2 separate regions of the Homo sapiens genome follow, and region 2 is linked to region 1. Evidence: chromatin contacts called from ENCODE Hi-C or POLR2A ChIA-PET data. All regions are on one chromosome and are shown on one strand. Each heading gives the region's core, a stretch centred on a gene start or an enhancer-like site at or near the end of the contact. The rest is flanking DNA. Distances are from core to core; before and after follow the strand shown.

The links. Hi-C counts contacts between places; a loop is a spot of excess contacts on that map. ChIA-PET counts read pairs that join two places held with the same protein, here RNA polymerase II (POLR2A). Pooled maps may share reads with other maps.
Region 2: a map of naive thymus-derived CD4-positive, alpha-beta T cell shows a loop between it and region 1 (7-fold over the local background). The contact joins the promoter of PGAM5 here to the promoter of ZNF605 in region 1. A Hi-C loop is called at or near these places in 1 of 168 maps with a recorded cell type or tissue (naive thymus-derived CD4-positive, alpha-beta T cell), 4 of 37 single-sample maps with no recorded cell type and 10 of 50 pooled maps. POLR2A ChIA-PET finds 5 or more read pairs at or near these places in 1 of 52 experiments (endothelial cell of umbilical vein).

What each region holds. Positions count from the first base shown.
Region 1 is chr12:132,954,587-132,958,150 of GRCh38, forward strand. It overlaps ZNF605 (zinc finger protein 605), which reads right to left and starts at 1,720. Exons shown (of 5, transcript NM_183238.4): 1 at 1,657-1,720. LOC124903064 (a long non-coding RNA gene) reads left to right here and starts at 1,963. Exons shown (of 2, transcript XR_007063552.1): 1 at 1,963-2,144. RefSeq lists enhancers at 438-1,268, 697-991, 1,269-2,097, 1,851-1,930 and a silencer at 1,351-1,690.
Region 2 is chr12:132,709,308-132,712,871 of GRCh38, forward strand. It overlaps PGAM5 (PGAM family member 5, mitochondrial serine/threonine protein phosphatase), which reads left to right and starts at 1,535. Exons shown (of 6, transcript NM_001170543.2): 1 at 1,535-1,760. The coding sequence starts at 1,570. It overlaps LOC124903063 (a long non-coding RNA gene), which reads right to left and starts at 1,288. Exons shown (of 2, transcript XR_007063551.1): 1 at 1,187-1,288. RefSeq lists an enhancer at 1,052-1,101 and silencers at 1,272-1,731, 1,942-2,051.

The DNA of each region.
Region 1 (3,564 bases), core at 470-2,969:
GCCACAGACCCCCTAAATTAGACCCCAGTCACTCAATGCCCAGGGATCCCTAATCCCTTATCCCCGGGGCCCCCAAGCATTCGCCCCCATGACACCCCATTCTCTAATCCACTCCATGCTGGAGCATTCACTGACATTCCCACAGGCCCTCCCAAACACCACCTGGAAAGGGATTGTGGGGCTCTGCACAAATGCCGATCCCGCAGGCCCCTCCAATGACGCCAAGTATGACCCCCGTTGTCCACGCACTCACAACTTGCAACAGGTCCACCATTAACTTACATCCAGACTCCCTTGTCACAAATACACAGCGCCATTCCTAATGCTTCCATCATAAGATCCCCAAACACAAGCACAGAAACAAACCCCAGCCACTCGCCAGCATAGGCCACCCCATACTCGCCTCCGCTATTGGAGACAGGGGTTGAAAGAGCAACCACTGTTATTCAGCTGTCAAATAAAACATACAACTGGACAGAGCAAAGAAAGACGGTTCCAAAGGGTTATTGGAAGTGGGGAAAAAAAGACGCGGAAGAGGGTTGGGAAGGGGAAGGAGAACGGGCTTCTGGGAAGAACCGTGAAGCCACGAGACTCACGTGCATCTCTGCAAGGCAAAAAGGGTTTTTCTTTCACAGAGAGGTGTGAACAAGGTTAGCAAAGACCAGGCCTGGCCAAGCGAGGTGGAAGTGCGGGCGACCAGACAGCAGAGCGGGGAAAGCTTGACCCTGAGCCAGCCTGTTCTCAGGCGAGGCTGCGTGTTGGCTCAGGCTGGGGATGGGCCAAAGCTCAAGAAAATGGGGAAAGGAAAGAAGCTTAGCTAAAGTTTGCTTAAGGAGCATTTTGCTCCGACCGCTCGGTGGAGTTCAGCCAGTCACCGATGAGGCAAGCGACGGCAACGTGGCAGGTCTGTGTGAACAAGGGGCATCCTGGAGGCTGACCAAAGTCATATAGGGAACGGGAGATCTTTGCAGTGAGCCATTTGCTGGAACCCAAAAGGGTGGGAAATTCCTCAACCTTCGCTGTTTTCCAGGAGCACAGGGCTCTGGTGAAATCCAACACTGTCACAGCCGGCAGGCTTTCCAGTGAATGGAACCCACACAAGCAAGCCCCTAAGCCCTCCAACGCAGGCCCCCGCAGAAGCCTCATCATTCACCCCGCTGGCCTCCAATGCTCACCCAAAGGCATCCAAATCATTCATCAGCAGAGTCCTAATCGCTGCAGACAAATCCTCCACACGGCCTCCCAGGGGCCCCTCTCCCCTGGGGCCAAGGGCAACCTCGCGTCCCCTTGCCCCGCCCGTGCTGCACCCCAAGTCTACAGCGACCTCCATAGGCCCCCAGTGAATCGCCCAGCTGACCCCAAATCTCCCCCGACACCCACATTCAGCGCCCCGCCGCCGCCCGCCCTACAGCCCCCACCCCACCCTCTGCCTCCCACCCCCGCGCGCCCCCAGAGCCCCCGCCTGAGGCCCGCCTTCCGCGCATGCGCCCAGGCCGGTCCGCAGGCCTTTCTCGCCCCAGCCGGCAGCCAGCTCGTTCGCGCTGGGGTCACCGCGAGCCGGTCCGCAGCGGGGTCACCGCGATCCCCGGCGCAGACACAGAGGCCGCCCCCAGCCCCGCCGCCTCGTGGTCCCGCCCCCGCTGCACGCTCCCTTACCCCTCGGACCTCGCAGGGCCGCGGCGGACACGGCCCGATCGGGGACGTGAACGCGCAGAACTACATTTCCCAGCGTCCCGCTCGCGCTGGAACTACACTTCCCGGGGGGCTCGGCGGTGCACCCGCCGGGGTCGCGGATTGGAGGTTTCCGGTTGGAAAAGCCCCTTGGCGGCTAACTGGGGAGGACTGGAAGAAATCTAGGATGGAGCCAGCACTGCTGGCCCAACATGTCTGTGAGAGAACCTAAAGGCGCCTCCAGGAGGAAGCGTCTGCATCTTTTCCTTGTTTTTTTTTTTTTTTTTTTTGGAGGCAGGGTCTCGCTCTGTCACCCAGTGGGGAGTGCAGTGGTGCCATGAACGCTCATTGCAGCCTCAGGCTGGTCTCCGACTCCTGGGTTCAAATGATCCTCCTGCCCCAGCCTCCCAAAATGCTGGAATTACAGGCATGAGTCACTGCGTCCGGCTGCTTTTCCATTTTTCATCGTAGCTGTAAGTAATATCGGTAAATGTTAGTGTTACGTGCGTCCGTATAGGAGACCACCTGAGCAGGCTAAGTGTGAGCAACACGCCTGTTTATTCACTTGGGTGCAAGTGGGCTGAGTCTGAGAAAGGAGTCAGCGGAGGGTGGTGGGCTTGTCATTGGTTCTTATAGCTTTGGGATAGGATAGGCGGTGGAGTCAGCAGCAATTTTTTTTTTTTTTTTTTTTTTTGAGACAGAGTCTCACTCTGTCGCCGAGGCTGGAGTGCAGTGGCGCGATCTCGGCTCACTGCAAGCTCCGCCTCCCGGGTTCACGCCATTCTCCTGCCTCATCCTCCTGAGTAGCTGGGACTACAGGCACCCGCCACCACGCCCGGCTAATTTTTTTGTATTTTTAGTAGAGACGGGGTTTCACTGTGTTAGCCAGGATGGTCTTGATCTCCTGACCTCGTGATCCGCCCTCCTCGGCCTCCCAAAGTGCTGGGATTACGGGCGTGAGCCACCGCGCCCGGCCTCAGCAGCAATTTTTTGCGGGCAGGGGAGGATGTTACAAAGTACATTCACAAGGGCGGGGAGGGTGTATTGTCACAAGGGCGGAGAGGAATGTTACAAAGTACATTCACAAGGACCGGGAATATTACAAAGTACATTATCACAAGGGTGGGGGAATGTCACGATGGCTTGACCATGGTGCGGCCAGCTCAGAGGACCTTACATTTAGTACATCCAATCCAGCAGTATTGACAAAAGGAATGAAAATAGATGATAGGGTTGGGCGCGGTGGCTCACGGCTGTAATCCCAGCACTTTGGGAGGCTGAGGTGGGCGGATCACCAGGTCAGGAGATTGAGACCATCCTGGCCAACACGGTGAAACCCCGTCTCTACTAAAAATACAGAACATTAGCTGGGCGTGGTGGTGGGCGCCTGTAATCCCATCTACTCGGGAGGCTGAGGCAGGAGAATCACTTGAACTCGGGAGGCGGGGGTTGCGGTGAGCCATCATGCCGCTGCACTCTAGCCTGGCAACAGAGTGAGACCTCATCTCAAGAAAAAAAAAAGGAAAAATAAATGAGATGAGGACATTACAGGGAAATAAAATATATTTATGGATATATAAAGCAGTGGCTTGTCCCTGTAGTCCCAACTACTGGAGGCTGAGGCAGGAGGATTGCCTGAGCCTGGGAGGTTGAGGCTGCAGTGAGCTATGATGGCAACACTGCACTCCAGCCTGGGCCACAGAGGGAGACACCTTCTCTTAAAAATATTTTTTGGCCAGGCCAGGCGCGGTGGCTCACACCTGTAATCCCAGCACTTTGGGAGGCTAAGGCGGGCGGATCACCTGAGGTCAGGAGTTCGAGACCAGCCTGACCAACATGGTGAAACCCCATCTGTACTAAAAATATAAAAATTAGCCAGGTGTGGTGGCTCAT
Region 2 (3,564 bases), core at 285-2,784, 250 kb before region 1:
CTGCAAGCTCCGCCTCCCGGGTTCACGGCATTCTCCTGCCTCAGCCTCCCTAGTAGCTGGGACTACAAGCACCCGCCACCATGCCCTATTTTTTTTTTTTTTTTTTGTATTATTAGTAGAGACGGGTTTTCACCGTGTTAGCCAGGATGGTCTCGAGCTCCTGACCTCGTGATCCGCTCACCTAGGCCTCCCAAAGTGCTGGGATTACAGGCGTGAGCCACCACGCCCGGCCTTCCTTTTATTTTTATTTTTTAAATCTTCCTATCATTTTTAGTAAATGACCTGGAAGCAGCAGACCCAACTGGAAGCGTACAGGTTCAAGAAAGCCTGTTTAAGCAGAAGTCTCAGTATTTCTGTGGAACCATTCAGTTTTTTTATTTTTATTTTTTTGAGACATTGTTTCACTCTGTTGCCCAGGCTGGAGTGCAGTGAGGCAATCTCAGCTCACTGCAACCTCCGCTTCCTGGGTTCAAGCAACTCTCCTGCCTCAGCCTCCTGAGTAGCTGGTATTACAGGCTGGAGCCACCGTGCCCGGCTAATTTTTGTATTTTTAGTAGAGACCGGGTTTCACCATGTTGGCCAGGCTGGTCTCAAACTTCTGACCTCAGGTGATCCGCCTGTCTCGGCTTCCCAAAGTGTTGTGATTACACGCGTGAGCCACCGAGCCCAGGCCCAAGTGATTTTTAAATAGCTTAAATCAGATCATGTCATTTCCCAATTTTAAAATGGGCAGAGATGGTCCAGCAATCCCACTTCTGGGTACAGACGCAAAACAATCAATGAAAGAGAGATCTGCACGCAGCACTGTTCACGCTAGCGAGGAGATGGCAACAGGGCAAGCGTCCAGCAATGGGTAAGCGGTGGGGTCGGTGCACGCAGGCGTCCAGCAATGGGTAAGCGGTGGGGTCGGTCCACCCAGGGAGCGCTGGTCCCCCTGGAAGGAAACCCAGGCTCTAACGCGGTCCCTCTGAGGACCCTGCTAGGCGAAACGCGCCGGCCATAGAAAGACTGTCCCGCAGGAGAGGGCGGTGTTCGGCCCGGGGTTTGAGGGGTCGGGACCAGGAGGAGGGACAGCCCGGCCGAACCTGAACGCACTTCAGGCCGCTTGAACAGCACACGCAGGAACTGCGCCGACGGAAAACTTTACTTCGTGTTCCGCCACCAAAAAAATATCGTTTAAACAAACCTGCGGCAGCTTCCCAGCTCCCTTAAACCAGGATCCCAAGTTCTCCGCGTCTCCGCCCCTGCACCCAGCCTCCGGCCTCGGCAGGCGCTTCCGGTGCGGAACCTTCTGGAAAGTACCGCGCCGCCCTCCCGGCGTCCCCACAACCCCGCCCGCACCTGCGCGCACCGGCGCTCGCGAGCACAAGTGACGGGACTGGAGCGTGGCGCGGCAGGTGGCTCCACGAAAACGCCCCTTCGCGCAAGGCTGCCCCGCGTCCTGCCGCGCCCCAGGAGGCGGGACTTCCGCCCCCGCCGCCCGGAAGCGGCAGCCGGGGGAAGCGTGTTCCTCGCGGAGCGCCGTCGGGGCCGTGGGCGCCTGCGCGGGCCGGCGCGGGAGCAAGCGGCATGGCGTTCCGGCAGGCGCTGCAGCTGGCGGCCTGCGGGCTGGCCGGGGGCTCGGCCGCCGTGCTCTTCTCGGCCGTGGCGGTAGGGAAGCCGCGCGCAGGCGGGGACGCGGAGCCACGCCCGGCTGAGCCGCCGGCCTGGGCGGGGGGCGCGCGGCCGGGCCCCGGTGTCTGGGACCCCAACTGGGACAGGTGCGCGCGGGGCTGTTTGGGGCCGGGGTCGGGATGGGGGTCAGGGCAGGTGTTACCGTTGGGATCGAGATCGGGACCAGGTTTAAGGTTGCGATCGGGTCGGGATCTGGGGTCGCCGTCTGCTTTCCCCAGCGGAGGAGCCGCTTTCCGGGGCCGCTCTGCGCGGAGGGTTCCGGGGGCGGCTGACCCTTCCCGCCGGCTTCTGTGGCCGAGCTCCGTCGCGTCCTCGCCCTTCTCCCCGCCCCTGCGAGTCCGCCCTGGGTGCCATCGCCGGAGCGCGGGCCGGGGCGAGGCTGAGGTGGAAGCCGGGCCTCCTTCAGGGGCGTTTGCAGGAGCGCGCCCGCGAGCTGCGTGCGGTTATTGAGCGTTTGAAATATGGCTCGTGTGATTCCTGAAGGGAATGCTTAGTTTACGTCAATTTAAACTTAACGCAAGCAGGGCCGGGTGCGGTAGCTCAGGCCTGTAATCCCAGCGTTTGGGAGGCTGAGGCCGGAGGATCGCTTGAGAAATTTGAAACCAGCCTGGGCAACATAGTGAGACCCCCATCTCTACAAAAAATACAAAAAAAATTGGCCGAGCGAGGTGGCGCGCGCCTGTGGTCCCAGCTACTCGGGAGGCTGAGGTAGGAGGATCCCTTGAGTCCAGGGGTCCCAGGCTGCACAGTGTGAGCCGAGATCCCGCCACTTCACTCCAGCCTGAGCAACAGAGCCTGTCTCAAAGGAAAAAAAAAAAAAGTAGTGCAGGTTTTTAACATTAGTTATGTGTTGAAATAGTATTTTTAGCATATTGAATTAAAAGTATGATCGAAATTCACCTGTTTCTTTTTAATGTTGCTATTAGAAAATGTATAATTTCACATGTTGCTGGCATTCTGTTTCTGTCGGCCAGGACTGCTCTAGCGGCAAGGATGGTTTTCCCAGTCCTAACTCCTCATTATACTCAGTACTTTGAGAAAGGGGGCACAGAATTATACTACTGTGGTTGCGTTAGGTACTTTATATTAGATTTTTATCTTTTGTTAACCTTATTTCCTCTATTATTAGCATCATACACTAAGCATGGTGTATATATCAAAATTAATGAGCCAAAATAATATAGATTAATTATAGTTATTATATTAGTTTATAATACATTACTGTTAACTAAGGTTCATGTTTCATTGAGATTTCCTCAGCTTTTACCTGCTGTTCTGTTCTAGGGTCCCACATGACAAGTAGTCTTCATGCCTCCGTAGGCATGTTTTGGCTGTGACAATTTCTCAGACTTGTTTTGATGATCATGAGTGTTTGAGGCGTCCTGGTCAGGGGTTTGGTAGAAGGTCCCTCAATTGAGACTTCTCTGAAGGTTTTCTCATGATTAGACTGGAGTTACATTCTTTTTCCTTCTTTTCTTTTTTCTTTTTCCTTGAGACGGAGTTTCGCTCTTGTTGCCCAGGCTGGAGTGCAATGGTGCAATCTCGGCTCACTGCAACCTCCGCCTCCCGGGTTCAAGCAATTCTCCTGCCTCAGCCTCCCGAGTAGCTGGGATTACAGGCACGCGCCATTATGCCCAGCTAATTTTGTATTTTTAGTAGAGACGGGGTTTCTCCATGTCGGTCAGGCTGGTCTTGAACTCCCAACCTTAGGTGATCCTCCCACCTCGGCCTCCCAAAGTGCTGGGATTACAGGCATGAGCCACCATGCCCAGCCTGTTATATTCTTTTTTAAAAATCAGAATTCTGAAAAATCAGAAATTCTGAATCAATATTCTGAATTTCTTAGGTCTTTTTAAGGAAACAGATTTACTCTGCCGTTAAAGAACTTGA